Linked DNA regions of Homo sapiens: regions 1, 2 and 3 are each linked to region 4. Evidence: chromatin loops called from intact Hi-C (ENCODE). Cell type or tissue: heart right ventricle. All regions are shown on one strand. Region 1 overlaps BCAS3 (BCAS3 microtubule associated cell migration factor). Region 2 overlaps BCAS3 (BCAS3 microtubule associated cell migration factor). Region 3 holds the start of BCAS3-AS1 (BCAS3 antisense RNA 1). Region 4 overlaps BCAS3 (BCAS3 microtubule associated cell migration factor).

Evidence for each region. A loop is a pair of places that touch in the nucleus more often than their neighbours do. Peaks named below come from ENCODE experiments on the same cell type or tissue, not always from the same donor. Only the 100,000 strongest peaks of a DNase experiment are listed, where the experiment ranks them.
Region 1: it touches region 4 in a loop (2.5-fold over the local background); 12 of 110 quality-filtered maps call a loop at or near these places.
Region 2: it touches region 4 in a loop (2.5-fold over the local background); 22 of 110 quality-filtered maps call a loop at or near these places.
Region 3: a loop joins it to region 4, with 5 times the contacts of the local background. A loop is called at or near these places in 10 of 110 quality-filtered maps.

The regions. Positions count from the first base shown.
Region 1 is chr17:61,121,949-61,129,948 of GRCh38, reverse strand. The region is part of intron 22 of BCAS3 (BCAS3 microtubule associated cell migration factor); the gene reads right to left. All of the region lies in intron 1 of BCAS3-AS1 (BCAS3 antisense RNA 1), which reads left to right. Among named protein-coding and RNA genes, the nearest start is that of BCAS3-AS1, 10 kb to the left of the region's middle. RefSeq lists a silencer at 6,678-6,856. In heart right ventricle, no CTCF peak of the experiment used is centred here; no DNase peak of the experiment used is centred here; H3K27ac peaks cover 4,461 bases.
Region 2 is chr17:61,248,483-61,256,482 of GRCh38, reverse strand. The region is part of intron 22 of BCAS3 (BCAS3 microtubule associated cell migration factor); the gene reads right to left. Among named protein-coding and RNA genes, the nearest start is that of BCAS3-AS1, 120 kb to the right of the region's middle. In heart right ventricle, no CTCF peak of the experiment used is centred here; DNase peaks (open chromatin) are centred at 2,882, 4,042 and 5,388; H3K4me3 peaks cover 284 bases; H3K27ac peaks cover 7,219 bases.
Region 3 is chr17:61,134,089-61,142,088 of GRCh38, reverse strand. All of the region lies in intron 22 of BCAS3 (BCAS3 microtubule associated cell migration factor), which reads right to left. BCAS3-AS1 (BCAS3 antisense RNA 1) reads left to right here and starts at 6,077. Exons shown (of 6, transcript NR_186507.1): 1 at 6,077-6,222. In heart right ventricle, no CTCF peak of the experiment used is centred here; no DNase peak of the experiment used is centred here; H3K4me3 peaks cover 1,733 bases; H3K27ac peaks cover 2,161 bases.
Region 4 is chr17:61,385,833-61,393,832 of GRCh38, reverse strand. It overlaps BCAS3 (BCAS3 microtubule associated cell migration factor), which reads right to left. Exons shown (of 24, transcript NM_017679.5): 24 at 1,002-1,856. The coding sequence ends at 1,708. TBX2-AS1 (TBX2 antisense RNA 1) reads left to right here. Exons shown (of 2, transcript NR_125751.1): 2 at 86-377. Among named protein-coding and RNA genes, the nearest start is that of TBX2-AS1, 9.8 kb to the left of the region's middle. In heart right ventricle, CTCF peaks have their summits at 3,494 and 3,707 (motif pointing right); no DNase peak of the experiment used is centred here; H3K27ac peaks cover 1,490 bases; H3K27me3 peaks cover 1,235 bases.

The DNA.
Region 1 (8,000 bases), 260 kb after region 4:
TTAAGTACAGATAAGGATTTTATTTTTCTTTGAAATTCTGTAATTAAGACAGAAATAATGAAATGATCTGCTGTGAGAAATTACAGCTTTATAAACAAAAATGGCTTCTGTAGACCTTGAAGAGTAGCTCAATAGAAGGAATACTCAGATTGTAAGTTCCAAACTATGGACAAGGAAGGACATGAAGTCCACGGGAGGAACTAAAGGTGTCAAACAATGGTTCTGAAACTGAAGATCGGCACCTCCCTAAACAGGATGCTCTCCTTTTCTCCAACAGCACAGCCAAGGGCAGCAAAGCCTTCTATGTTTACAGAGCCAAAAGGATGCCGAAGGCCCTGGAAGTTGAAAATCAAGACTGGCTGCTGTAAAGCAGACCATCTCAGACGTATTCTCATTCCTGACAAATACCCACCCACCAGCAGGACTGGGAGACACATGGCAACCAGAGCAAGTTGTCAAAACTTATCATTATAAAACGTCCATCTTACAAAAGTACAACCTTTGCTCAGTGCAGTGTTTTCCTTAGAAGACAGCTCTTCTGAGAGCTATAAAAAGGTGGTTAGAATGGGTGAGGTTAGCTCTCGTAGTCTAAGCTAACAATCATGTTAAAAATGTAAAGGTGAATAATGATGGCAGAATGTTTTACAAACAAACAACAACAACAACAAAGAAATTCATTAATTATGTTCCTCTACTTCAAAGAAATTCATAATTTTTAGCACTGCTCTTTTGAGAAAAGAAAATTGCCTGTAAGATCTCTGGCCCTTCTCCTTTAATTTCCTTTCTTACTCCATACCCTCAGGTGGCTAGCCTAGTGCTACATGGCCTAGGCTACACATAAAGTTCACAGCTCTTTGCCTGATCTCCTGATCCTCTATCAAAACAGCACTTTCAAAAGTGTTTCCTGTCTAGCTCTGCCCTTGCGTGAGCGTTTCCTTGGCTGGATCAGCTGCCAAACTAAATCTCTCTGTTAGAAAACTGCGGAGAACTCAATATAGCCCTGTCCCCCTCTCCACCTTAGGCCTGACATCCGGAAGTGACTTAGGAAGTAATTTAATGGTTACCAAATTTTGGGGAACTGATTTAAATTTTCTGTGCTAACCATGTGTTTAGGAGAGACTACATCACTAATCATCACTTGACCTTGTGACAGACCAAAAGTTGCCGATTTTTTTTTCCTGGGGGAAAAAATTCTACCAGCTAGCACGATGATGTAAATGCAAAATCATGTTGTGAGACGACTGCCAATATGCTGGTTTCCAGATGTTTGACAGGACGATGCAGAAACAATACAAAAGAGGGCTAACAGTTTCTGTCACAAACTCTGCTGGGTTACTTGCTTTCTCTCTCTCCATACTTTTTTTATTTTATAAGTGCTGGGGATTGTGTATAGCAGTCAAACGATTCAAACGATTTGGGATAGAGAAGAACGGAAGGTTTGTCCATTGCTTGTTAACCTCTGTCTTTGAAAACACAGAACATTCTCCAAATCTATTATTATTACTCTGTTGAGCAATAACTGCAGGGTGATTTGTCTGAATGTATATCTACTGGTGTCCCACCTTTCACTTAAATAAGCCTGTACATCAAACAAATAAGAAAGGAACTGGAATGGAGCTCTGCATATTTCACTAAGTCTCTCCTCTGCATCTCAGCCGTAGATGAAATCTGATTTAAGTCAAAGCCTAACACGGCCTAGGCTGTCCTCATTGCATGGGCTTCATCTTCATGTACTCATCCTTGACTCACACTATTCCTGGTGGAAGGCTTCCTAAAAGAAAACCAGATTGAGTTGTCAGGTTTACAGTATCAAGGAATCTCTAAAATGAATGGGTTCTTTAAAAGAAAAGCCAAACTTTGGGTAATTACATTCAAACTCCTTAATCACATTTTCTGAGCTCAATGGGAATTGTGGTGTTCTTTGCTGAATGTCTTCCCCAAAGCCACACAAATGCAATACAGTCTTCCTTCAGAGGAAGGCATCCAACAGAATGACTCCTGCTTGGCAGAATGTTAATTTCAAGTATGTACTCCTTAAGTTTTCTTTTTTCACACAGAAGCAGTATGTATGCATTCGTGTGTATATGTATTATTTTTTTTTATATCACCCAACTAACTTTGTAGCCCCCTTCCTCCCTATTCCACTCCCCCAAAAACAGAAAAACAGGATATAGAGGATCTGAGGAGTAATTTTCAAGCATACAGTTTACCAATGATGACAGACATTATTGAAGTTTGGTAATATTTCCTTCTTTCCCACCTCTGGGCATACAAGATAGCTGTACTTCCCCATCCTCTTAAAGTTCTAGCCTGGTAGTCTGCAACAGAACTTTCTACGATGATAAAAATGTTCTAAACCTTGTACTGTCTAATATGATAATGTGGCTAGTGCAACTGAGAAAATGAATTATACATTTTATCTTCATTATTTTAAATCTAAATTTAAAAAAATACAGCTAGTGGCTATTGTATTGGACAGCACAATTATAGCTCATGAGTTGTAAGCAGAAGTGACCACCATGAGATGTCCAGTGTCCCCTTATCCCTGCTCACTCACACATCACATCAGTAATATAAAACCCTCACTTACACGAGAAAACACTCTTATATTTATAAACCTAATGGTTACCTAGAATAACTCAGTGGTGAAGCCTTCGCTAACCTGGCTCCTTGAATGGAGATAACATGGAATAGAGACCCCTCAATCTGCGACGGACAATATTCAGCAATAATTTAGCCAGAAAAGTCACTAAATGTACAAGAAAGAAAATAGAGAAGTACTGATACTTGCGAAGACCAAATATTACCCATGAAAATGTCAAGAAGCTCCTACTGCATGTGTGTAGCTGGTAGTGAAGTGGAAGAGATGCAGCTGCTGAGATGTATCCTTTTTTTTCTCTCTTTTTTCTTTTGTTTATGTTTCGAGATGTATCCTAATTTAAATGCAATCTAAAACTTAAGTGCCTGTGACGAAGGGTGTATAACCTTGGGCGTTCTACTACCCGCTTGGAAAAATAACCCAGAAAGAAATCTTAACACATTTTGTATTCTTGTTACCATGTAAGACATTCCTGTATTCAAAGTAGTAATGATACGGTTGTAATATTTTTCCCACAAAGAAAAATCCCCTAGTCGTGAAAGAGTTAAGAGAGACCAAAATTAGACACAGTTCATGTTAAAGGTTACAAGAATAATCAGTCATTTGAAAAACACTACATAAACATTTTTCCGGATGCAATTTTCAGTCCAAGGATACATTTCCCAGTAGAAATCAGCAGCTAAAAAGGAAATCATTTCGTCTCCATAAGTGCCAAATTGTATCCTGATTTTTCCTGGTCTGGCTCAACTTTCAAAACTAGTGGTTCAACTTCTGCAATCTTTCACCCAATGACTATATAAACACATCTTTATAAAACAGACATAATCCTTGGGTGGGCCAATTTATGTTGGATTATGAAAATACTTAAAATACAAAATCATATAATGACTATTGTCCTTCGGTTTTTCACTAAAAGGAAAGAAAAACCTATTTAACATAGGCAGTGGTTCACGTGCGATAACATGACACATATACACTGCTCTTTTTTTCTAATGTCTCTGAAAATAAGTATCACTGACAATTCAGTAAAGGATTGCCTCACATTTTCTCAAGGTGATATGTAAATTCAGAATTTGCAAATATACTTCTGATGTACCCACATGCCACAACGCACACACAATTCTAATGAATTAAACTGCTCACAACGGGCAAGGAAAAATTCTCACCCTTGGAAGTATTTTGGATCTTCTGTATTCGGTCAGAGGTTATAGAAACATTAGTTTTAAGGATAAAGTAATCTTAAGTAAAAAGCAAAAGATTCATTCACAATTTATTACTGCTTCCAATTCACATACATTTCACATTACTCAGAATTCCCAATAACACAATTCAAGTAGAATCTCAACTCCATAGCTAGAAGAAATCGTAAATTTTAAATCTTTGTGGAAAGGTAAACTCTGTTTTTTCACTTCTTCCTTGAAATTCTACAGCTTTTATAAGTCAACTACAAAAGGTATCATGAAAAGCCTATCTTCAGCATTTAGCATGAGGAGGGGAAGAATTTTAACTTTTCCTCTAATGGATAAAGTTACGTAAAAGAAGACATTTTGGAAGTCTTTGGAGAATGCAGTATAAATCATAGCTGTAAGATCTGGAAAAGTCTGGTTGAACATTAAGAGATTTCCACATCTGTATCTATACATTCCCATCTTGGGAATAGTGTATGTCCAAAACCATTCACAGAAAAATGTTGTAAAGTACTCTGTTGGTGAGCAAAACTTAAGAGTTGCAATCACAAACATTTCATTTTCATCATAGATTATTGATAATTACACAATCAAATATCCATAAAATTATATTGATAAAAATTTTTTTTGTCAATATTCTAAAAGCCATAACAAAGCAATGAATTTAAAATAGCTTATTTCTAGGAACTTTTTATAGTTTATAGCATAACTCTATGAATAATTTTCTGATGCCTAGATTAGTCCTTCATCCTTGCTCTGAGAAAACAAATATGTCATTGAAGCAATATGACCACACTATAAGAAAGGACACAGAATAATGCACATTTTCTTTCACAGGCTGAGAGAGGCTGATGAATGTTACACTTCTCTAATTCACAAAATTTATCTGAATACAAGGACATATTAGGAAAGCATTTTCGTGTTCAAGTGAGTAGCTCTGCCCAAACCAGTATGAAGTATTTAATTAAATATTTTCGTTTAGCTATAATGGCAACATAAAACTTTTAAGTATTTGCCAAAATTAGAAAATCTCTAGTTCTTCTGAAAAATATACACATACCTAGACATTCAAAACTAAAAATTAAAGGTTGATTATTTAAATCTATCTTTTTAGTTCAAATATTTTGCATTCCTTTCTGATTTAAAACACTCTCCTATGAAAGCCACCATTATTTATAAGTGAAGAAAGAAAAGGGAATTTGTCTTACATCTCCCCACTCCTCACTTTGCCATTGTCACCTGTATCTATTTCCAGGAAGCCAATATTCATTAGGGTTAATCTGCCTACTAAATGAATAAACAAAGGATTTCTCTGTCACTAAGAGGCCAGGTGAGCCGATAGCATCTTCTAACACAGAAAATCATCTGTACCATACAGCTCAGGAAATTACCTGCTGCAATCCCACACCTGGGATCACTTGGCAGGCAGACCCATAATGCTGAGTAATATATGGAAAATGAACTATAACCATTTTTTCAAAGGGCTGACAAATCTCTCATATTTCAAAACTGAAAAACAGTTTAATATGATTAACTACATAACTCACTAGGGAAAAATAGTGAAAAAATATCAAGAAATGCTTCCACATTTTTCCCCTAAACAATAACAGGGTATGTAAGAAATGATGCCAAAATACTAACATGCAGTGAAATATGAATAACTGGTACAAGAATGCCAATACTTCTATGGATCTCTACGATCTTAAAAATAAGAACAGTTCTACAATAGAATGTAGTTAACAAACTAAATAAAAAGATGCATTGTTATATTATAATCCCTACTTTTATAGACTGACAAATTCAGATCAAGTAAAAGCTATATCTTGGTGGCTCGAGATACCAGGAAAAGAACCCAAGGGCAATTATTTGTTAATAGATTAATGGTATTATCACTTCATGTTTCATTTTGTGGAGGAGAATCCCAGGTTTTATTGTCCTGTAGAAATAATTTTTCCAGCTAAAGAAGCCAATAGGAAACCATTGGTGTTAAATAAACAAACACAAAATGAGTAAAAGAAATGAGATCAAAGATATCTGACTTCCCTCCAAATGTTAAATAATAAAAACATATATATGTATATATATATATCTCTCTCCTAGATACAAGTTTGAAATAACATTTGATAGCTGAAAACCATGTAGTATAAGCACATAAAAGAACTGATTTGATTAGAACTGGTTTGAAGATCAATTTGATTAGACACATGAGACTATGGCAACAAAACTCATTCACAAAACATGAAAACAAATAGTGATTAGTGGTCATTCTTCTCTCAAAATTATGTTCAGTTCTACAGAAGGTCTTGGGTGTCACAGAGAATGAAATAAAACTAAATATGTCAGCATATATGCCAATGAGAATCAACCAATATGCACAGGATTTATTTCTTTATTCAACTTTTAATAATATGTTTGCAGAGAAAAAGGAGCCAAACTATTAATACTGGGCAGATTACGGATCACTTTACAGAGGCACTACAAGTAGAGAATTAAAAGACTTAGGTCTTCTGGGACTGAGTACCCCCACTCCCCCCCAATAAAAATTAAAATAGGAAAAAAAAAAGACTTAGAAAAAGGGTTAGTCAACATTTAATGACTGCCCACTCCATGTAAGGCCCCATACCAAATAGGGCTGGGTTTGCTCAAGGGTGATAAAAAACAGATAGGGTCTTTGTCTATAGTATATATTATCATTATTATTTTTGAAAATCCTTTCTTAGCTTCACAGGGGTTCCCTGGTTGTTTTTATACTGAATATGTCCGAGTTATATCAAATACTACAAAACTATTGAGAGGTGTGTCCATCTGGGGGAACAGCGATATTGGCAGGGAAGCAGTGGAGGTGTGGGGCACCAGGTCACATATATGCTGCACCTAAGGAAATGTAGTGTAGAGAGAAATTAAAGAAGACTTACCCAGTGGCTGGGTGTGGTGGATCATGCCTGTAATCCTAGCACCTTGGGAGGCCAAGGTGGGTGGGTCACCTAAGGTCAGGAGTTGGAGACCAGCCTAGCCAACACAGTGAAACCCCGTCTCTACCAAAAGTACAAAAAATCAGTTGGACATGGTGGTGGGCGCCTGTAGTCCCAGCTACTTGGGAGGCTGAAGCAGGAGAATCACTTAAACCAGGGAGGAGGAGGTTGCAGTGAGCCAAGATCGCACCATTGCACTCCAGCCTGGGCAACAAAAGCAAAACTCCATCTCAAAAAAAAAAAAAAAAGACTTACCCATAATGTGGAATCTTTCACAGTCTTTATCTCTTGGGTCAAGTTTTCTGAGATAAGCCATTTAAACATAAATCAAAGTAAATGCAAACTGTATGTGAATTCCAATAGCCATCAGCTTACATTGCTGTATTGACAACAGATGCTAAATATATGAACATCATATATACATATTCTTGAATTTATTTTTGCTGAGATGGTTTTTTGTTTTGTTTTGTTTTTTGTCTATGTGGGAAAATTCAGCATGTGAGTTTAAGGAAATGTATATGATTTCCCTTTCAAGATCCTACAAAAACATATGGGAGCAAGATAATGTTTGTTCTGACCTGCCAAAATCCTGTGGAGATCATCTCGAATCCACATCACATTCCTGAGTACTAATGCTCACACGGGGCTTTTGCATTAGCAGATGTGTGAAAATGCATGTACTCAGAGAATTCCCTCATGGCTTCCTATCTAAAGAAGCTCCTCTACAACAGCTCTTCCAGCCAAATGCTGAAATGACATCTCCAAGTTCAGTATACCTTCATTTAAGCCAGTGTCTGGATGGAAAAAATTCAACTGAAAGGTTTGTTATCTGGCTCAAAACCAAGGGCAGCCTGAGTGAATGTGAGACAGATTTTCAGAAGGCCTCCTATATTCTACTTCTAATCCTCAAGTCATATCAGAGACTCTAGTAAATTTTTACTTATTCACATCACAATTTCTAGCAATCAGATTTCACCATTTCAAATGCGTCACTGGAAGATGCATGTGTATGATTTTAGTTGTGATTAAAACTGGGGGAAGGGAGACTGTTCAATACTCTTCCTATTTCAGCTGTGGCAAGACTATGCTGAAAATATTAAGAAAATCAATCTATCTTTGCATACTTTCTCTTAAATTTTCTTTTGTAAAAATCATATGTTTTTGGCCGGGCACAGTGGCTCACGCCTGTAATCCCAGCATTTTGGGAGGATGAGGCGGGTGGATCACGATGTCAGGAGTTCA
Region 2 (8,000 bases), 140 kb after region 4:
AAAATACAAAAATTAGCCAGGTATGGTGGCCCACGCCTGTAATCCCAGCTACTCAGGAGGCTGAGACAGGAGAATCACTTGAACCCCAGAGGCGGAGGTTGCAGTGAGCCTTGATCACACCGCTGCACTCCAGCCTGGGCGAGAGAGTGAAACTCTGCCTCAAAAAATAAAAATAAAATAAAATAAATAAAAATAAATGAAAAACAAACAAACAAACAAACAAACAAACAAAAACCAAACTACCTCTTGGCTTGAAGATGGAAGGCTTGACAACCCCAGGTAGTCTGATCTAAGTGAGGGTCATTTTGAAGGTAAATATAGTACTTTCATGTTAAAACAGAAACCTCAGTTACATAAAGCCATTGGCCCATTTCTCCTGATTACCAGTAGAGGCTGATGGAGGCTGGAAAACATTTATTAACTGAAAGGTTAAAAAAAATCAGAAAATAAATATGGTACAATTATGACTCGGAGTTTCAGAAAATAACTTGTCAGTTTGACGAGACTCAATTTTCAGGGGAAAAGAGAGCAGCATTTCCCATCTCTAAAGTCTAGGAGCAAATCTCTTCATAGTACTTGGTAAGAAAACCATCCACCTTGAAGTCCAGCCCCAGCCACTTCTTCAATTAGGTGTCACTCACTGAACATCTAAACAAACTGCCAGGACTTTACCACAAATAACTTAGGGAAAAGAAAGCTGTGATAAGGTTCTCCACAAGAGCAGCTACATCCGGAACCCTTTAGCACTAAAACCCTGCACAGTGTGGTCAAATGAAGAAATAGTCTAGGCTTCCAAAAGAATAAGAATTCTGATGGAGAAGTGTCACTCAATACAGACACGGCACTTAAGCCAACTACCCAGACAAAAGTACAAAGCCAAGTCTACTCTGATTTCAGCACTAACATTGATTCCACAGGGTGCAAAGATGTGCCCACTGTGTTTCTGGAGAAGGATGGATAGACTTAGGGGTATTGATGCGCTACAAAAGCCTCTGTCCCCTTGGTAGTCATACCAGTTTCCTGAGATACTCTCAAGACATCATCAAATTAAGAAGAAATGTAGGAAAGTGTGATGTGGAAACTAAAGAAGGTATATTCTGGAGATCTGGAGGCTGTAAGGGAAAGAAACTTGGGCACATTCATTTAATCTCTCTTCTTACCTTGTCGGGTGACCTGGAGATGAGGAGTTATGCTTGAGATCTTTTCTTTGGCAACTGGGAATGAGATTAGCTGGGAGAAATACTTTTGACAAGCACCAGAGAAGAGAAAACTTAACTCTCGGATAGAGATGTGGATGGAGAATTGGTTCCAATCTCTGGTAGTTCCAAAAAGAGCAACATGTGAAACTTCAATAAGTCATTGTGCTCTCCCTGTGACAATTACAGCTCTTTGAAAATCTGCCTTAGTGCCTTCAGAACAAATTGAGATTAATGAAACCAAAGTCCCAAAGAGGAAAATACCAGGAAAAAGAAAGTAGGATGACACAACAGGGCTGTTTCAATGTAACCAGGCAATGTCAGAATTTTAAAAATTTAAAAGGAAAAAGCTAAAATGTTCTCACTGAATTTCTAGTTGGTTTTTCCAGGTAATGGTTTTGTTGTTATTGTATTGTTCTTGGTCAGGATGAACGACTTTTCCAGCAATCATATACTATACTCACTGGGTATTTAAAGCAGTATAAATTTTCTAATCCTTTTTTTTTTTTCTGAGACGGAGTCTCACTCTGTCACCAGGCTGGAGTGCAGTGGCGCAATCTCGGCTCACTGCAACCTCCACCTCCCAGGTTCAAGTGATTCTCTTACCTCAGCCTCCTGAGTAGCTGGGACTACAGGCGCCCACCACCACGCCCAGCTAATTTTTGTATTTTTAGTAGAGAAGGGGTTTCACCATGTTGGCCAGGCTGGTCTCCATCTCTTGACCCTGTGATCCGCCCGCCACGGCCTCCCAAAGTGCCAGGATTACAGGCGTGAGCCACCGCGCCCCGCCATAAATTTTCTAATCTTAAAGTTGATCAAACATTTTAGCAAAACAGGAAAACTGACTTGACACTAGGGCAAAGGAGAGATAAGAACTCAAAGGAAAAAACAATTGAGGCATCAACTAAGAAAGTAATTTTACCTTCTAAATCAGTGAGCCTTGTATTAAGCAAAGAAATGTGCATGTCAGAGTTGTTTAAGCATTCTGAAAGCAAGCCCTCTTTACGGCAGAAGTGTTCTGTGAGGCCTGAAGGGACACTGCTGTGGGTGAGGCAGGAGCAGCCCAGCAGGGTTAAATCTCCTGAAGGTTTTAAATAAAAAACAAACATCCACTTAACTTTTATAGGGGATTGCTCTCTAATAATACCTAAGGAAGGAGGCCGGCTCTCTTGAGTTTTTTCCTCGGGCTTGTCTCCATGCTGACTGAGGAACCAGGTCAAAATGAGGGTTTTAAGTAGGGTCCCAGTGGGCCTGATGTAGAAGAAAGGCTAAAGGAATTTTAGATCTTATGAGTATTATCCTAAGGCTCTTTCTTCTCCAGTTTTCCTTTTATATGTAAATTAGACAAGAGAGCTCTACTCAATTACCAAGTAAGGCTAGCAAGACATAAGGCAAGTCACTTTTTCTTTCTGCGCTTCAGTTTTCCCCCATGTAAACCGTGGAGGCCGAACTGTAATGTATACTTAATCATCTCTAAAGTCTCTTTCAACTAAAACTATACAACAAAAATGGAAAGGCAAAACAAAGCAAAAACAACAATAACATTAAAATCCACCTCTGCACCTCTGTTCCACAGCTGGAATCTGAGCACAGGACTTTATGAAGCACTGGCCCAGAGGCATCCGAGATTCATCTTCCCCTCTACTCAGCTGCCCCTCCTCCAATCCTGGGTCTGACCTTCTACTACCATAGAGCTCATACGCCATGCCTAGGCCGTAGGCCAAGTTCCTGGGACTGCTGATGTAGCAACTGTAGAAATAGTAGTAGCAATAAGACAGATGATAGTATAATGCTAATAATACTATTATTAATGGGAATAGATAACATTATTGAGCCCTTATTCCATACCAGGCACTGTAAATGTTACACATGTTTATTCTATCAATCCTTGTAACTCTGTGAAGCAGACATTGATTATATATATATATATTCTCTCCAACTCCTGACCTCAGGTGATCCGCCTGCCTCGGCCTCCCAAAGTGTTGGGATTACAGGCGTGAGCCACCGGGCCCAGCCCAGGCATTGATATTATCTCCATTTTGTAGACAAGGAAACTGAGACTGAGACATAGAACAGTTAGGCAAGTAGTAGGAACAAATGGTATAGCAACGGGCCGGGCTCAGTGGCTCATGCCTGTAATCCCAGGCCTTTGGGAGGCCGAGGCAAGTGGATCACCTGAGGTCAGGAGTTCGAGACCAGCCTGGTCAACATGGTGGAACCCCATCCCTACTACAAAATACAAAATTAGGCATGGTAGCACATGCCTGTGATCCCAGCTACTTAGGAGGCTGAGGCAGGAGAATAGCTGGAACCCAGGAGGTGGAGGTTGCAGTGAGCTGAGATCACACCACTGCACTCCAGCCTGGGCAACAGAGTAAGACTCCATCTCAAAAAAAAAAAAAAAATGTATAGGAACAGATTACTGGACAGCTTTCTAGAGTCAAAATCCAAGGAAGAAAGGGCAGCTTAGCCCAGTGAGGTAGAAGCCAGTGTGTTTAGCAGACTAAGAGCTGACAGATATGGATTCCACAATTGGTTCTATCACTATGGTTGTAAGCAGGTCAATGTCCTTGTCTATAAGCAGAGGGCAGAGGATGAGATAACCTTTAAGGCCCTTTTCACCTCTGCCACTCTACATGAGGAACCATGTTCCATAAGGACTCAAGGACTCAGCAACTGTTTAATTCCCAGGCTTTTTTTTTTTTTAAGTCCTTCACTTCTATTTTAAAAACTTGCATGTTCCCGTGGCCCTGGAATGCCTGCCTCCGGCCCCTCTGGAGCCCTGGGTTATGTGAAAGCAGCCGTGCCAAGCTGGCCCATGGGCGGGGCTGAGTCTTCCTGGCTGGCTTGTGACATGTTCTTGACGTACTGTGTGGTCAAGAAGCTGGAACTGGGGGGGCTGAACAAGGGCCAAGCCTTGCACTTCAGCTTCCTGACCTGGCAGCCATTCAGAGAGACCCTGCTAAGTGCTATTTCCTAAATACACTCTCTTTTCATAACAATCTTACCACATTGCTTTCCTTTACAAGCGCTCTTAAAAAAGAGAACTGGACTCCTTCTGGTTAATCTACACAGACTACATTTGGAAACCATCAGAAACTGAACTCTAAACAAAACGTTATTAATGTGTTGTAATCTGCCCTCTATGTTGCAGATGAAAAGAAAATGTTTTATAGTTTTGGAGCATACGTTTTAATTGCCTTTTAAGAGTGCATATACTTTTAGTACTTCGTGTTATAAAACTGTAGTATCTGTTTCTTGATAACTGTTGAGTGATCTCAGCTATTTTTATTAGTTTTTTTCTTTATCCTTTTCTCTCTTTTTCTTCTAAACTGCCACCCGTGTAAAGTTCCTTGAGATCAAGCTTGATAGAAGGCTCACATATTTGGGATCTTCATTATAAAGAGCTTCTTTACAACCTCCACCTCACTATAAAACACTTGTTCCTGAAAATGAGTTCTATAAACAAAGATGGAGTGGGTAGCTTTGTCTAATAATCCAGTATAGCTGGGAACCTAGCAGTCTAGCCTTTTCCCAGTTGCTATTGCTTTTTTATGGGGGCCAGATTATCTGCAGAGATCTGATGTTCTTGCTACTTTTCTCAACTGTACAGCCTTGTCCCAAGAGACCAACATATCAGTCATCAACCCAGAGGTCTCAAGGGCAGCATCTTGGATGGACCAGGATCCAGTCTTTCTTTTCTTTTTTTTTTTTTTGAGGTGGAGTTTCGCTCTTGTTGCCCAGGCTGGAGTGGAATGGCGCAATCTCGGCTCACTGCAACCTCTGCATCCCGCGTTCAAGTGATTCTCCTGCCTCAGCCTCCCTAGTAGTTGGGATTATAGGCGCCCGCCACCAGGCCCGGCTAATTTTTTGTATTTTTAGTAGAGACGGGGTTTCGCCATATTGGCCAGGATGGTCTCAAACTCTGACCTCAGGTGATCCGCCCGCCTCAGCCTCCCAGAGTGCTGGGATTACAGGCATGAGCCACCACACCCAGCCCAGTCTTTTTTTCAGCAAGGAATCCCAAATTCATTAGAATCAGGCCTTGAGTTAACAGACTCTCCACCAGCTTATCATCAGCCTGACAAATACTGTCTGGGACACCAGGCTGAGGCCTCCAATGTCTCACCTTCCAGCTGGGCAAGCACTGCCCAATTCTTGCACCAGTGATGTAAGACTGGCTCACAGGAAATGAAATGACCTTTCTGAATGAAGGGTTTCCTGGGGGCAGGGCTGGAGGGATGAGGGTGTTTCACCATCTGAATTCTTGGGGAGGAGGAAGTAGTAGAATTAGACACTGGTCTCCCAAGGGGTCCATAGTCTTAAGACCTCCCGCTCATGTGAAGTACCACAAAGGCACCCACAAGTCATAAAACCTTTCTGAGATTGTCTAATGTAGGATAATGTTCAAAAACCAGACTGATAGAGTCCTTGGGCCAGAAGGGCCCCATAAAGATTACCTGGTTGATCACTCGTTTTCAGGTGAGGAAGCTGAAGCCAAGGTGGGCAGTAACTCGCCCAAGGTCTCAGTCTACAAGTATCCAGAGCTCAGCTTAAAAAAGCCTGGTTTCTAGGTCACATACTCACAGCATGTACATGGGTTAGTAAAGGAGAGATCACTGAAAAGAATGCCTTTTAGCTGTCCGAAAACGGGAGACTGTGCCCCTTAATTTCAGTTTCTTTTTAGAGATAATCATCTTCCTTATCTCAAACATTAACTCAAATGTTTCTTATGATGTCTCCAGTGCTTCCCTAATGCCTTCATGACTCACTGGATATTACGGCTTGATACAGCACAGAGCAGTGCTCAGTTACAACCTTGGTTTCTAAAGCAACTCTTTAAAATGAAAAACAAGCCTTCTCTGGGTCCTCTTTCCATCTCGTACAATATATTGAAAATCCTTTCAATGGCTTAGCAGGTCCTATTTTCACAACATGTCAGAACTCACAAGTGTATGAAGAAGCCGTTGTTTATAAATCTTCTCATGTTTAAAATTACCAGGATTGGTAATTAGGTTTTCTTCCCTATCCTCCCTTTGGTAACCTTTTACTTCATATTTAGCACATTGCTGAGGGGGATAAACGATCTAGGAACACTGAGGTCTTATGTTTGTCAAATCATATGCAGACAATTATGAAGGCAAAGCTCTCTACTGGGCCCAGGGTATGAACTTTCCTTAAACTTCCACCAGACAAACCCAGGGCAAGGGGCCTGGTGTCTTCGACCTTCCTTATAGAAAAGCAGGGCCATTTCGTAACCTTCTCTAGTTTTACAATGGCTGCTCTTATTTGGTATCTTGTTTTCTGATCCTCTTTAAGCCTGCCTCATTCAATTTCTGATTTGTAAACTCTGGGGCAGGTGATATTTTAGTACCCTAAGAAATCATCTCAAAAGGGAGCTTTAAAAGCTTTAAATGTGATTGGGTCATCACATTTTTTTTGTATTCCATGGGTCTATCAGGTAGATAACAGAAAGTTTTTTCCCTTTTGACAGATAACAGATTAAGGTGTAGTAATTATCAAAATAATGGGCAGAGAGCAGCTACTTAAACATCCTTGGAAATAACTCCTGTGACCATGATTTCACAAGTATTTCTAAATAATTCTGAGCTTCCTAAAACAACACGAGAAAAAGAATTTTCCCTTAGATCAGTTAAGGGAAAACTCTTCCATTCTGTAGCTTTTGTATTGGCGTTCCTAAAACAAACTATTTCTTCAGCCAGAGACACAATTCTATGTTGGGACACTAGAGTCCATCTCTGCTGTTGAGATCTCTCTCCTTCAGATTTTAGCAATATAGTTTTGGGTGTGTTTCATGACCTTTTGTGCTAGCAAATAAGCCTTTGGAGGATTAAAATTAACTTTTCTCATCCTAGTTTAAGGAGTGCTCTGCTCTGGGAACATCAAAAAAAGGCACAGGCCTGAACTGAGCCAAATACCCACTCTAGCAGTGCTGGTATTATTTTCAAGTTTCTATTTTATTTTATTTATTTATTTTTGAGATGGAGTTTCACTCTTGTTGCCCAGGCTGGAGTGCAGTGGTGTGATCTCGGCTCACTGCAGCCTCTGCCTCCTGGGTTCAAGTGATTCTCCTGCCTCAGCCTCCCGAGTAGCTGGGATTACAGGCACCCGCCACCATTCCCGGCTAATTTTTTGTATTTTTAGTAGAGATGGGGTTTCACCATGTTGGCCAGGCTGGTCTCAAACTCCTCACCTCAGGGGATCTACCTGCCTCGGCCTCCCAAAGTTCTGGGATTACAGGCGTGAGCCACCAAGCCCAGCCAAGTTTCTTATTTTAAAAACAAATTTTTGCAGGAATAGTAGAATACACAGGAAAAGAATATATATTCATCTAAACAACGTCTTATCTTTAAGAGCAAAGAAGAAGGAAGTTTTATAAGTATTTGACAGTATACTACTTCTTTAAGATACTCCAAGTGGTTTGAAGTGTAAAAGGTGAATATACTGCTTCAAACCTCTTGACCTACAGGTCTAAAATAGTCGCTCATCTTGTCCTATGTGTCCTAGTACAGACTAAATAGAATATTCAAAGAAGTCCTGGTATCATTTGTGTTAGGGGCCTTAAAAATCAGGCTATCAGGGTTGGTCATCTGCCACAAAGCTGGCTAAATTCCCACCATGATACACTTCTGAAATAACCATTCAGGACTGAGGTCACTGCTACTTCCTCCCTGCTGAGGAAGCACAAACCAGACAAATTCTCACCAGATGGACTTTGCACTCTAATCTTGTATATTACCCCTCCTCCCAAGGCCCAAGGCTCTCTGGGAATTCATGCCAGGC
Region 3 (8,000 bases), 250 kb after region 4:
ACAAGAGAATCTTACATGTAATAAACACCAATAAATGAGAAGGTGTATATATCTGGGGAAAAGGAGAAAATGAGAGTGGAAATAAGAGTAAAACTACTCCATTTAAATAAATCTTATCCTCAACAAACTTCTTTCAAGAACTTGAGTATCTCTGTATAATTGTCTAACTTTTTTTTTTTTTTTTTTCTTGAGGTGGGGTCTCGCTCTGTCACCAGGCTGGAGTGCAGTGGCGCGATCTCGGCTCACTGCAACCTCCGCCTCCTGGGTTCAAGCGATTCTCCTGCCTCAGCCTCCTGAGTAGTTGGGACTACAGGCGTGCGCCACCACGCCCAGCTAATTTTTGTATTTTTAGTAGAGGTGGGGTTTCATCATGTTGGCCGGGATGGTCTTGATCTCTTGACCTCGTGATCCGCCCACCTCAGCCTCTCAAAGAGCTGGGATTACAGGTGTGAGCCACCACGCCCAGCCTGTTTAAGTTTTAATAAGCTCATAATCTAAAACGTGGGTGATTCAACTTTTATTTTATTTTTTGAGACAGGGTCTCGCTCTGCCGCCCAGGCTGGAGTGCTGTGGTGTGATCATAACTCACTGCAGTCTCGAACTCCTGGACTCAAGGAATCCTTCCACCTCAGCCTCCCAAGTAGCTGGGACTATGGACTCCTGCTACTATACCTGGTTACTTTTAACACTTTTTTTGTAGACAGAGTCTTGGTATGTTGCCCAGACTGGTCTCAAATTCCTGGTCTCAAGCGGTCCTCCCACTTTGGCCTCCCAACATGCTGGGATTACAGGAATGAACCCCCATGCCCAGCCTAATTTAACTTCTTTATAATTGTTTCAATATTTAAGCAACCAAATGCCCTACATATGAATGTAAAGGCCCCTTGTTGAAGAATTTATGTACTTCAACATAAATTCGTAAATGTTGAACATTTATGACCATTTATGAACCAGTAGGTGTAAGTTCTTAGGGCAACAGAGGATGAATACTCATTACTGTGTTGAAATGAACCAGCCTAGTCCCGCTGTACAGGTGAATCAGGATAAAGAGACATGATAATGAAAAGTAGAAGTGGTAGCAATGATCTCTCACGGGCTTCATGCCTGCCCCATTTCACTATTATACTTTTGGGGGAAAAAAAAAACACTCAAATGGACAAAGAGCACAGGGAGGCATGCTTTTTCCTTACTTAACATTTTTCAGGATACTTGCAGATTAGTACAAGATTTCCCTTAAATCATGTACCATCAATCCACTACATTACAATCTGTAATGTGCCCAAAGTCATAGAGTCATTTCATAAGGAAAAGAACATGAAAGTTTTATGTAACAACTATAAACTATGTAAATATATATTTATTAACTTAAAAAATCACAAACAATTAGCTTTTAATTGACTTTACAAAGAGAGTTTTCTCTTTTCTTTTGCATTCCAAAGTTATATAAAGGCCATACTAAGATGGCCAAATGCCAGAGTGCTGTTTCTCCAGAAAAAAAAAAAAAGTGGAGAGATAAGCAACTTTTATGTGACTTTACAAATTGAATCCACTTGCAGTGATTACTTGGTAAATGTTTGATTGTGATAACCACTTAACAGGGTTACTTTTCTTTAATGTTTCAATCCTGCTGCCAGAATACTTTTCCCCAACTCAAAACCTTCCATCTCTTGTCCCCTGTTCCACATCTCCCACCAGCACTCTACTTTCAGAGTCTGGTCCTAACCTTCCTTGACAGTTGGATCTTCCACAGCTATCCCTCACATATCCTTTGCTATATATTCAAAGCAAACTTCCGTACTTTCCCAAATTGGTCCAGTATGTGTATGTCTTGGTGACTCTGTTCCTTTTTTTTGAGATGGAGTCTTGCTCTGTCACCCAGGCTGGAGTGCAGTGGTGTGATCCTGACTCACTGCAACCTCCGCCTTCTGGGTTCCAGTGATTCTCCTGCCTCAGCCTCCTGAGTAGCTGGGTTTACAGGAATGCACCACCACGCCCAGCTAATTTTTTGTATTTTTAGTAGAGATGGGGTTTCACTATATTGGCCAGTCTGACCTCGAACTCCTGACCTCAAGTGATCTATCCACCTCGGCCTCCCAAAGTGCTGGGATTACAGGCGTGAGCCACTGTGCCCGGTCATATCACTTTGTGTCTTGACAGTAGGTATCCCTTTCCTCAATCTTCTCCTGCCAAAATTCCACGTATTCCTCAAATTCTAGCTCAAACGGCATTTTTTCCATAAAACTTTCTCTGATCACCCATTACAACAAATTTTACCTTTCTTTGCATTCTGAGAGAACTCCATCTGCCTTATTCTATGGTCACTAGGGTTGTATTTTTATCAACTGAATTCCAAGTTTCTGGGGGCCAGGGAGCATGCCTTCTTCATTTTTTATATTCCCTACATCATGTAGCATGATGACTTTTAATCGCACTGAACTATACTGCATGTATGAGTTCTAGGAAACAGTCAATAATAGCATTTACACTTTTTCTGATAAGCAGTCCACACAAGGAATCCTTCAAAGGGAGTTTCTTAGGTAGCTCACCCACTCCTGAACATTATACATTATGGCTTCTGCTATAAACAAAGCCCGCACTGAGCCCAGATGATGTGTGCCCAGAATGCACAGGGTGCAGCCATGCTCTCTCGACAGACTGAGAAACTGAAGAAGGAAGACACATGTGTAAGAGGAAACACCAAAACCACAAATATGAAAACAGCATTTGTGAACCTCGTTTGGCCAGATCACAGACATCTTTAACCTTCTCGCACTTCCTTAAAGAAGCAAATCAGGAAATGAAGAAAAAAAAATCTTCACACTTTCTTTTTAAGTCCTCCAACTTTTTAGATTAGATCATCTATAACTCTAAGGGAAAAAATGTGTACTCTTTAAGCCTAAGAATGTATCCGTAATTCAGAACTTCTATCACTAGCAATACAAGTACAGGGGGAAAATAGGTATAAATAAAAAGATAACAATTCTTGAAAATCCAAGAATAAAAAATTCATCTCTGTCTCTAATTTTTTCTAGATCTAATAGATTTAATAAACAAATGTAAGCAAAAGCATAAAGTGGGTTTAAAAATAACTTGAAGATTACAGCTAATTCAGGATAGCATTTGAAATAAAATATTTTTCTTCTTTTTAAGAATGTACTGCTGATGAAAACCTATCAACTTATTATAATTTTCTTATCTTCACCATTCAAATCTTATGGGTATGAAAAAAAATATTCCAAGACATGGAATCCTCTGAATTTCCAAGTAAATAATCAGAAAAATGCCCAAAAAGAATTGTTACTTTTCTGCTGAATTCCTAAATTCAGCTGTCATTTGGATCAAGAGCCAAAAAACAAATGTTCTAGTAAAAAATTATAAGACTTCAATAAAGTAAGTCTCTTATTCCAATAAGAGTTCTTAAACACTGAAAACAATCAAATATACCACATTTATCCTTTTATTCCTCAATGCTTCAACACTGCCCCCTAAATGGATAATTTATTTTGTAATTACTACAACAATCAAGTCAGTAAAAAATGCAAAATTGCTTACAAAAAGATGTTCAGAAATGTTGAAGTAACACTGGAGTATGAATTTACCCCCAGCAGAGTAATTTGGTCTGTGTGTAAGTCACATAGCCAAGGTACAACAGTAATCTCTGAATCTGCACTGTATAACTAGGAGTTCCCACGTAGATACTCAACATGGATAATTTATTCAATCCAAATCTGCCGTCTCTGGCACCTAAGATGTTTGCTGGGGATAAACTTAAGTTTGTGGTTTTTGTCAAAGCTAAGATTTCTAAAGCTGTGCTATTCAAAATGATAGCCAATAGCCACATCAACTATTTAAATTTAAATCAATTAAAATTAAATGAAATTTAAAATTTCAGTTCCTTGGTTATAACAGCCACATTCCCAGCACTCAGCAGCCACATGTGACTATTATATTGGACAGCACAGATACGCCACATTTCCATTATCACAGAAAGTTTTACCATACAGTGCTATTCCAAAGATTACCAGCCTCACAGGTCCTAGGTTCTATCTGAAAGATGAGAACTGATGCCCTAAGAATTTTCTTTTGTTTTTGTAGGCTGAAAATTCAATCTTTATGATGATTCAAAATAGATTGTGCATGTCCTACCATATCAGGATCTAAAGATATGGAAGAAAACAGTGGCTCCTCAGTGGACTCAAAGGAAACACCGAATCAACCAAAACAACAACTCCCACAAAACAAAAACCCATCACCGTCCACAGAGTACATGGGCTGTTCTACTGATAATTCAGTTTTTAGCATTTTGTTTTGTTTTTCTTTTTGAGATGGAGTCTTGCTCTGTCACCCAGGCTGGAATGCACTGGTGCAATCTTGGCTCTGCAATCTCTGCCTTCCGGGTTCAAGTGATTTTCCTGCCTCAGCCTCCAGAGTAGCTAAGATTACAGGCGTGTGCCACCACGCCCAGCTAACTTTTGAATTTTTAGTAGAGACAGGGTTTCATCATGTTGGCCAGGCTGGTCTCAAACTCCTGACCTCAGGTGATCCGCCCACCTTGGCCTCCCAAAGTGCTGGGATTACAGGCGTGTGCCACCACGCCTGGCCCCAGTTTTTAGCATTTTGAACAAAAATAATGCTCCCATTATTTAGAAATTGCTCATATTTGCTATATGCACATACTATCTTTGGTAGGTATATGCATTGTATTCTAATCAAGAAATTCATTATGTGGCTGGCATGTGGCTTATGGAAGCAACATGGTCAGATGGAATGAGTACAGGCTTTGAAACTAGACAGAAGCCGAGTCATGTATCCCTTGATATATGCTTGCTAGTTACCTCGATTTTAAGCAATTTGCTGAATCTTTTTGTGTCTGCATTTCCAAAAAGTTAAGAAGAGATAAACAAATCAACTTCCCAGGTTTGAAGTCAGCATTAAATAAGATATATATATTTGGCATCAATGAGTACAGTATATGACAAAATCAGTTGCACTGGTGGCCACTGAGGAAAACAAATGGAAACCACCTCATAATAATGCCACTAATAATAACTAATAGTAAACCAATACTTTTTTTAAAAAAGTTTTATTGAAATGTAATTCATAATTCTTACATTTGATGTATACAATTCAATGTGAATCAACTATCTGAATAATTCAACATTTTCTCAGCACCCACCAGGGTCTGGTTACTGCTGGTTTCCAGGGTAGTGGTTCTTAAATGGGGACAATTGGCTGAGCACAGTGGCTCACACCTGTAATCTCAGGACTTTGGGAGGCCGAGGTGGGTGGATCACTTGAGGCCAGGAATTTGAGACCAGCCTGGGCAACATGGCAAAACCCCATCTCTACTAAAAATGCAAAATTAGCTGCGTGTGGTGGCACACACCTGTAATCCCAGCTACTCAGGAGGCTGAGGTATAAGAATTGCTTGAACCTGGGAGGCAGAGGTTGCAGTGAGCTGAGATCGCGCTACTGCACTCCAGCCTGGGCGACAACATCCAGCCTCCGTCTCTCAATAAATAAATGGGACAATTTTGTCCACAAGGGGACATTTGGCAATATTTGGAGGCATCTGAGGGAAGGGGGCGTGCTGCTATCTAACGGGTAGAGGCCAGGGGTTCTGCTAAACATCCTATATGATGCATAAAACAGCTGCACACAAAGAATTGTCCAGTCCAAAATACCTTCAGTACTTACGCTGAGAAACCCTGTTCTACAGATATAGAGATGAAGAAGAGACAGTATCTGTCTTGAAAAAGCTTACTGTCTAGTGGGTGAATGCAAGGTGGAAACAAAGCTATGTCCAAGATGCTCCAGGTGCAGAGAAGAAGAGGGGATGCTTAAGTAAAAATATTGGAAGATAGGAGCTTGCCATGGGTACTCAGGATGGAAAGAAATGATTTTATGTAGAGGGAAGAGCACGGGAAAACATTTAAATAGGTGCAAAGCATTTTGGAGTCTAAGAGGTGCTAGTAGTTGAGAATTGTTAGAGCTCAGGCTGCCGGTCGCGGGGAAGGCAGGCGCGAAGGGGTGCAGGGAAGAAGGAGGAGGCGGCGGCAGTGGCGGTGGCCATGGCAGAAGCGGAAACAGGAGCAGCAGCAGCAGCAGCAGCGGCAGGAGAGGCACACAGGAGCCAGATCCTAAAGGCTTTGTATGCCACATTAGGAAAGAATTTGGAATACAGCTTCTGTTTGGAAAACATTTTCTGTAACCAGCCCGACAGTAAGTATCTTTAGGCCGCACGGTCTCTGTTACAGCTGCTCAACTCTGCCATCATAGGGAGAGCAGCCATAGATAATACATAAGTGAACAGACATGACTCTGTTGCATTAAAACTTATTTATGAGCCTGACATGTGAATTTCATGTGATTTTCAGGTTTCATAAAATCTTCTTTTGATGTTTTTCCTCCCATTTAAAAATGTGAGAACTGTTCTAGCCCGTGGGCTGCATATAGACAGGGGGTGGCAGTAGTCTGCTAAGCCCTTCTATGATGTACACACAGGACCTCAAGGTGACAAGTCAGCTAGCTGATCAGTTAAAAAATGAAGCAGGGCATTTTCCTACAGATCTTTGGAAGTACTGACTGTCTTCTGGCTATTTCCAGCTAAATAACAAATGCACATGGGCCTAAATTTTGTCATTAGCTTGTTTGTAATACTTACAATGAAATGGTATGCTAATTCAAAGGAATAAAAAGCTTATTTCAGGCCACTGTGGTGAAATGACATTTACCTAATGCAGATATAAATTTTGTGTTAATTAGTGAGCACTTGACACTGATGTAATTTGATTAGTGTGGCAAAGTCAGTCTTAAACTTGCTCCCTAGTACTAACAGAATATGTCTTTGAATTAAGAAAATTAGGGCTAAGTGACAAAAAGTACCAGATAATAAGAAACCAAGTCTGTACCATTTATAATCATCTGTTATAATAAAGATAATACTAATGGCCTTATCATGTCATTATAAGAAGCATGAAACAGGGCACTTCACACGTCGCAGTTTAGGTGACCTCACTGTCTCAGTTCCGATTTGATCTCAAGTCGGATTCTAAAGTCTTCAAACTACTGGAAACCTCATATGTTTAATTTGGAACTATTTTCAAGCAAGAACTCTAATAACATTCCAGTTTTGAAGAAATACTGTATATCACTTTTACTGACTTGTACAAATGTTTTATTTCAAAAAAAAACAAAACAACAATCTAAGAGAAAAGTAGAGTATTAACCATTTGAAATCTTAAAACCCGTGTTTTGGATCTTTGATGTGGCTGACTCTTCATGAATAATTCTAGTTCTGTGATTTGGAGATGTTACTTAACTTTTCTTAGGAACAAAAAACTGATGTCAAAAAGGATTGTTTTGAAGGTTAAATGAGGTGTTTGTAAATATAATTACATAATTATATAGTACAGGCTCCATCAATGCTAGCTATCATTAACTTGAAATGTCATTACAATCACCATTTCAGTTTGTCTCTAAATGTCCCACCATAACACAGTTCTCTCGACTTTAAAATACTTTCCTATAATTCTAGAACCAAAAGGATCTAGAAATTGCTCAGTCCAATACTCTCATTTTATAAATGGATTAACTGACCAGAGTCACACAGGGAGATAGTAGAGGCTGGTGTAAAAAGCGAGGGCTCTGGAGTCAGACATGCGTGGTTCCGAATCCTCATTCCACCAGCTTACTGTGTCAATCCAGGCACGTTACTTTCACAAGACCTCAATTTCCTAATTTATAAAACGATGAAAAATGAGACAATGCTCATAAAGTCTGAGCACAGTGCCTAACAGTTGATTTTTAAAAAATCAACAAGTGTTCACTACTATTATTGATCCTCATCTTCTTATTACGAAATGGTATTTCTTCCCTTTCTTTTTAGGATGTATAATTGCTCCAGTGTTCATTATGAATGTGACTTTTATTTAATTCATACTGGCCAGACTATAGCAGACTATATGAAATATTTATTTTCCACATCAGGCCAACTCTAC
Region 4 (8,000 bases):
AGCTCCTCCAGCACCCCCTGCTGCTGGGGCCAGGCTAGTGTTCGCAAGCATGCCTCAGTCTGGCATGTGACTTCTCGCCCTGCAGGTGCCCTGGCAGGAGGGACTGGCTTATGCCACCCTGTGCAGGATCGTCTTCTCAGCTTACAGAGCCTAGTGTGATTCAACAACCCTCCATCTCTGCCCCCAACATGCCCAACTGATCTGGTGGAGGGAACTGAAGATGAAGGCCTCTCAGGCACCATGGATGGGATGGGTGTGTGTGAAGGGGGCAGGGTCCCCAGGAGCTGCCCCAGGTCTGGCTGGACAGTTGCACGGGAAGTCCTGTTTGTGAACTCAACGTTTCCACGGCTTTTCCATTAAACTTTACCCCAAATCACACCTGGCTCTGTGGGTTTCCTTCCATTCTCCAAGGCCTCCCTGGGGTCTCTGGGAAGTGTGGGCCAGGGAAGGGGGCAAAGGACTAGCATTCGTCTCCTTCCTGCTCAATGCACCATTTTTTCTCCCTGTTCCTGTCTCTGTTGCCACTTACTTTAGGTCCGGAAGTGGTGGTGGTGGGGCGGGGGGACAAAATCAGGAACGTGTCATCTGAGGGTTCCGGCCAGGTTTCATGAGATACCCACCTTCACCTGACCACCCTTCCATCTTCTGAGTTAAAAAGAGGCAATTACAACAAGGTGCCCCCCAGATGAGGCTTTGCCAGACTCTCCCCTTGACAGCAACCCACCAGCACATGGCAAGCCCTGATCCCCAGGGAGGAGGGTCCAACCCTGTGGCACCCCAAGAACTCATTGCCTCTGGTAACAGGCAAGATGCTTAGAGAATGGGCTTCTTAAATCAGGCCCCATCCAAATTCCAGGACAAAAGTTCTTCCCATTCCAATCCTCCACTGACTCCTTCTGCCCCCAAGTTGCACATGAAAGGGGGTGTTGGGATCCTGGGCACTCAGGCCATAGGACTCTGCTCAGCATTTGGAGAGGACCCTTACCCCAGCAACTCAGGGATGGACACCAACTGCAGCGTGATTTATTGGACAAGACGTGCACTTTTCAACAGGGCCTCAGTAACCACGGTTTCCTTCACTGATCAGTACAGGACCAGGGTAAAGGGGCTTAAAGATAAGAAAGACAAACTCTTCCCATGAACAGATGGGGAAAGAAAGGAGGAAGAAGAGGCATGTCCTCCCTTCCTCCTTCCCTAGTACTCTGGGCCTCCGTTCACCCCGTGCTGGAGTGGGGCTGACCAAGGGAAGCTGGGGGCAGTGTGTGTCACAGCCAGACATGAGCTGAGGCTGTGACTGTCCACTCAGGGTCAAAATGGCCAGGTGGACGATCAACTCTGTCCCCACTCAGGCCCCCAGATCTGGTCACTGTTCCAGGCTCCCCCCACCCGCCCCACCGTGGGTATGGTTAAAAAATACAAAAGCGGATCCAATGCAGGATGTCATATGCAAACATACACAGGGACCGAGCTTCTACAGTCTCTCCTGGCCACAGCCTCCACCGACAGGTGTGGCAGAGGGCAAGTGCGCTGAGGTGCTTGGAGAAGGGTCTCTTCTCCATCCAGGTAGGATGGGCGGCTGCTGTCACTAAGCTTGGGGAAGGTGGTTGATGAAGGAAGAGCAGAGACTGAAGGGTAGGACCAGAGCGGGGCTTCTCCCCTCCTCCAGCAGGGGAGGGGGCTGGCCAGTCAGAAGCAGGTTGCTGGTACCTACGGGAAGCCAGTCGGGAAGAGGCTGAGGGGCTGGCTCTCATTGGTGGGCAGCGGAGATCGGTAGCCATCAAAGTTTCTTGGTATGCTGCCGCTGGTGGAGCCTGAGCTGTTACTCAGAGTCTCGATGCTTCCCTCTCGCTGAAGTTCTGCAAGACACAGGAGAGGGCCAGGCCTGGTTAGAGTTGGGTCTGGGGAGTGGGGGCACCATCTGGGCCAGGCTGCCTGCCTTGAGGCACCATTCTGGGTTCACTTGTGTCCTTCCGCAGGGGGATCCCCGCCTGCTCCCTGGATGGGCAGGGGGCAGCTCAGGTCACAGGAAGGCTCAGCCAGGGGAGGGAAAGCCCCCTGGCTGGCAGACTCTGGTGTGAGAGCACCGTCTCCCTGCTGCGGGAAGCCCTTTAGGCCCGAAGCACGGCCACCCTGACGATGTGTGTGGACTACACAGCTCTTCATGAGCCCGTACCCACGCCTGCACACACTCATGCTCAGCCAGCATGCCCCCAACTCCACAGTGCCTTCTGTCCCGGCTCTACAGGGGAGGCAGGCGGGGAGAAGCTAGGACACGGGAGGGCTTGCAGCATCCCTGCCTGATCTGTCCCCACCTCTCTCCTGCCCTGCCTGTGCCTAGAGCTTCTGCCTGGCTTTGCCACTCACTCATTCACTCATGCTCACCCACACAGTCCATCTGCTGGCCAGGTCTTGGCTCATCTTTGGCACCTCCTGCCAAGTGTCCTGTTTCCCTGGGAGGGGATGCCTGGTTTGAGAGGGGCCTGCTCCAATGAAGAGAGGGTCCCTGTCTGCCTGAAGTGCCTCCTTTCTCCTTTCCTCTTAGGCCCCAAGTCTCCTGGAGGCCCCTCAGCATCAACCTGAAGGGCAGGCAGGGAGTCCCGCCCTCCTCCTCCTCTGCCTCCCTGGCCCTGCACATCCATGTTGCCACCTCAGATATGGCAGCTTGATCCATCTAATTCAGCTGTGGGCCGCTCAATTGTCCTACCATCTCTTGACCCAAGTCAGGTCCTGGGGTAGGTGGGTTGGGAATGGAATTCCCTGCTTGCTGAGTGCAAGGAAGAACCAATTACTTCTTGGCTTTTTGAAGGTGGTCAGTTCCGATTCCCTTTCAGTCTCCCCCGGGGGCTCTGACATATGGGCACACACACACCGGGCAGTCTCTGGAGCCTGCCCCAAGCCAAGATATGTAGACCTGCAACCTTTCCTTCTCCAAGGGATGCCTGCCTGTGACTGAAGGAGTCTGGCCTGTCCACCCAGGAGTGCAGGACCTCAAAGCAGTCACTTGAAACAGCAAGATGTGCAAAAACGTTGCACTCGTCTGGTCTGGCTTGAGACCTTGGTCTTCATCCTGCAACCGCTCCCAGGCCCCCTGCCACCACACGCGCAGTACAGCCGGCTCTGGTTAGGGAATGAAGGGGTCATGGCCTTCACTCCTGGGCTGGCCAACACCAGCCAGCCAGCAACGAACCACTGACCCCGACTCCCTGCAGGCCTGCAGCAGCCACAGAGTGGAGTGGGGAGGAGGCGGGCACCTGGGCCTGGGGAGGGGAGGGGCCCTTGGGATCCATCAGCCGAGTCTGTCGCCGGGGTCTCGGTGGGACAGTTCACTGGGACACCAGGGCTTCTTGGCAAATTGGGGAAAGTAGGGGGATGGGACTGTGGACAGGGACCGAGGGCCTGACTATGGTCCCTGACCTCCAGGGGACATTGGCTGCCTGGGAAAGTCAAGAGCTATCTGGATATGGATAGAAAACAAGGCAGATAGGATCTTTTTCTCCTGCTCCTCCTTCAGTATCACCCTAATCTGGGGGGACAGGCCATCGTGCCATGAGATGGAGAGGGTGGTAAAGCCAAGAGTAGACCCTGGGGATTTTACATGGAAGCTCCAGACTCCAAGAGACCCCTCTGTTGCCTTATTTCCCCAAAAGCAAGCCGAGGAGTTGTGGGCGATCTGTCCCACCGCCCTCATGCGCGGCCGGCCCGGCACTAGGGGGCGCTGACAGCAGGGCCAGGCGGGCGGGAGAAGAGCACCGGCAGGCGCAAGAAAAGCAGGGGCTTCCTTAGGATCGGGCCGCCAGGCCTAAGGAAGAAAGCCCCCGAGGAAGGAGCAGGCAGGGCCACCAGGATGGGGAAGGCTGGCCCCTTTTTACAGCTCAGGGGCAGCTTTAACGGCCTTGATGCAAAATGCCTCCACATCCACACTGCCAAGGAAGCCAGGAAACGGGAGCCCGGGCCCAGGCATGGCACCCCCACCGTCCCTTGGCATAGGCCCCCAGCAAATACCCCAGCAGCCTCGGTGGTCCCACCAATGAGTCTTCGTGGATGCACCCCAGCCCATCACACCACAGTGCAGGGAAAGCCACCCAGGGGCTTACAAGATGAATGTCCTGTTCTTGGGGGCCAGGGACAACCTGAGCGCCTTGCTCGCATTTTCCCTTTGCCAGTTAGACCCGGGTAAGAAGGATGGGGGCAGCGTTCTCCCTCGCCCCCGCATCCCAGGGTAAGGTAACCAAGGCTCTGCTGAACTTCTCCCTCCTCTGCCTCTGCCCTGGCTAAGCCTGCCCTGTGCGCCTCAGTCTCCTGACTCCAGGTCACCCACCCTGTGCCAAAGCCAGAGTGGGCTATGTACAGCACAGCCCTCATCTTGCTTTTCCTCTGCGTAAAAGCCTTCAGCCACTCCTAACAGTTCCCAGGGCAAGGTCTGAACTCCCCAGCACTGTGAAATGGCCCTCCATGACCTGCCGCCAACCCCTCACTAGTGATACCCGTTATTATGTCTGAGACACAAAAGTGATGAAGCTGTGTGGTGTTTGGACCCATCCAGGTGGTTCTAGGCCTCTGGGCCTGTGTTCATGTAACTTGCTCTACAAAGCCCCAGAACACCTACTCATCTTCCAAAGCTTAGCACGAGTGTCCACTCCTCTGTGAGCCCGTCCTGTCCCCCGAGCAGAGCCTGCCAGACCCTACCCTGCGCTGTGCTGACTCCTAGCCCAGGCCCCCTCATCGTCCCATGTGTCTCATCTAGGGGAGACCCCCTCGGGGGGGTTCTGTGCCTTAACTCTGTATCCCTAGTGGCCTGGAAAATCATGGGTGCCCTAAACATTTCTAGCATGAATGAATGAATGAATGAATGAATGAATGAATGAATGAATGATGTGGTAAGGGGAGGTGGGGGCCCATTCTTCAACACAGACTAACTGAAAGAATCGGGGGCCTGCTGGCCCCGGGGCAGCTTTGTGGGCGCTTTTCTCCACGCCTCCTCTCAGACCCCTTCTGCTCCTCCCCCTGCAGGCAGGGGTGTGTGTGGGAAGTGGAGGGGAGGAGGGCTGCTCAGATTCCCCCCTCCAAGTCATCCCGGCCGCCCAGCCCTACGAGCAAGCGGCAAATGGAAACGTGTGGCCTTACCTTCCTCCATCCCGAACGCATGCTTTGTTACTGTTGGGTTGCTCACGGACGCTGGGCTGTTGGCATTGTTTTTTTTTTCCTTTTTTTTTCCCTTTTGAAAAGAAAAGCATTGAGGAATCTTTTTGGAAAAGATATGGACAACGATTGAGAAGTACACTGATCTCTGCAAGCAGGTGGAGAGGTGTCAGGAGGCGCAGGGGCACACCGTGAGGAGGGGGAGTTTGCAGTCAAGGAGGACAGTGACATGCATGTGTAGGGGCTGGGGACCAATCTGTCTTGGGGGTCCCAGAGATGGATCTGCTGTGACAGAGGGGGCCAAGACCCCGTTCAGAGTGGGGGAGGGGGAGAGGAGTCACAGGTTCAACATGAAGAACAGTTTTAGGAAGTGGGAGGGCTGGGGACCTACGGCCCATGCAGTGCCAGATGGGACCCCATGCAGGTGGGTTGCTGGAGGAGGACAGGGAAACAGACTGCAGTTTTCAGGGATGCCCTTGGACCTTCTGACTCAGTGGCCCAACTCCTGGCTGCTGCCCTCCTCCCCCACTCCCAAGACCTCCAGGTCTGAGCAGCTGTCCTGCGGTTGAGGTGGACCTGTTGGGGAAGTCCATCAGGAACCTGCCAGGGCCCGAAAGAGAGTGCTGGGGGCTCTGTGGCAGGAAATGAGGGAAGTGTCCCCAGCCACCTCCCCCCTTAGAGGTGTGGAGATTCTGGTCAGTGGGAGAAGCTTTAAAAGAGCTTGTTCTCCAGGCCCCAAAGTAGGGCAGGAGAGGAGGAGTGGCTTCCAGGCAAGTGGCTAGACCCAGTCACCTCATTGTGACCTTGCACTCTCCAGGGATGTGGTCCCCTGGGTGGTGGGAGCTATATACCCACATTGCAGAGAGCAAAACCAAGGAAGACGAAGCAACCACTAGCTCTGGTTCTTCACCTCCCACCCCCATCCCCCAAGAAAGAACGGGTGCTGGTGCGGGCCACAGGGTGCTGGCAGCTCCGGCATCACTAAGACCGGCCCCCATGCCCATGCTGGAGAGCCATTCCCTGTTGGCTCATATTGGAAATGGGCCTGTTACCCGCAGCTGCCCCTCTATGCCTTGGGCCAGGATGGACAGCCCCCAGGGGTAGGGGGATGATGAATGAGTAGCAACTGAAGGAAAGGTGCCTCCGCTCTCATGAAACAAGTGAAGGATGAGACAGCCGGATCCTTGGCACTACTGTTCTCAGGGTGAAAAAAAAGCAAGCTGGATCCTCATGCTGCCCCACTCCATATGGAGCCCATCCAAACTCAGAGGTGTCAGAGGGGGCAGAAAGAGGGGACTGGCCTTTTTAGAGAGAAGCAACCCTGGTCACTTGGGAGCGTGTGCCCAGGGAGATGGGGTGGGGTGGGGTCACTCTTTGTCTGTGAGGAGGCAAGGGCATGGCTGCCCACACCTTGTCCTACTCCTGAGCTGGGCCGTGCAGCATGGGCCCATGCACCTCCACCCACAGTGCAGTGTTGTGGCCCCTTTGCCAGGCTGTGAGTTGACGGGCAGCAGACTCCCCGGGAGGGGTGAAATGCGGAGGGCACAGGGCCTGTGTGAGACGCAGGGAAAGCTGGAGAGGCCAAACCAGGGGCCCCAGCAGTAGGTCGGAGGTGAAGTCGGGCCAGGTGCAGTGGCTCACACCTGTAATCCCACACTTTGGGAAGCCAAGGCAAGGGGATCACTTGAAGCCAAGAGTTCAAGACCATCTTGGGCAATACAGCAAAACCGTGTCCAAAAATTAAAAGATTAGCCAGGTGTGGTAGCACGTGCCTGTAATCCCAGCTACTCAGGAGGCTGAGGCAGGAAGATCCCTTGAGCCCAGGTGTTCCAGGCTGCAGTGGGCTATGATTGTGCCACTACACTCCAGCCTGGCATCTCAAAAAAAAAAAAAAAAACAAAAAACAAAAACAAAAAAAAACAGTAAGGAAATCCTGCTTTGGGCTTGGTGTTCTCTGGGTCTCTTCCAACCTGGACGTCTGGCCAATCAAAGGCCCTGCGAAAAGCTCCTCTGGCTTCGGAAGTGGGGGCATTGAGCCCTAGTCTCAGGGACCTGAGAGGGGCCAGGGAGGACAGTGCTCTGTTTGTGTTTAGGAAGAGGCTGCCTGGGGCCCCTGGTTCACCCTTTGGGCAGCTCTGGCACTTCCGTCACCACAAAAGGAGCAGCGTCCACGGCTCTGTACATGAGCATTGATGCTGCCCACTGAAGGGATTGGCAGAGCACTGTGACTGGGCCCTGGCTGCATTTCTCCACCCACGCTGACTGGTGGGAGTAGGATGAGACCTTAGGGTCCAGTCTGACCCTGCACCCACAGCTCTGCCTGCTTCCAGCAGTGAGCAGGAGGATGAGGATGTTTCCCCTGGCCAGTCCAGCCCCCAGCCTCAAGAGAACCCGAGAAGGCAGAGGGGCAGTGTCTGCCCATGTTGGTGGAGGCGTTTAGGGAAGTGGTTAAGAGCACACCCCCTGGCCACCTGCTACCTGGGAGACTTTGGGAAAGTTACTCGAATCTTTGTGCCTCAGGTTCCCGAACATGAGGTTAACGATGTCTGTGTCATGGCCTGGTTCTAAGAATGAAATTAAATAATGCATGTAGAGTGCATCACAAAGTGCTTAACGCTTCCAGTCAGCAAATGTGAGTTACTATTATTGCTGCAATCGGATTAGTCATTGTGATGATCCACAGGACTACAGGGTCCCTCTCCAGCCTCCCTCCCCAGCAGGTGTCTCTGCCATCCAGGCCCTCACCAGCTTGGCTTCCACCGGAGCTTGGGAAGGATTCTTTCTTTTTAATCAAGAAATGGCCCAGGGAGGAAGATGGCAGATGTGTGTTTACAGCTTTTCATTTCCCTCCTCGCCTCTTT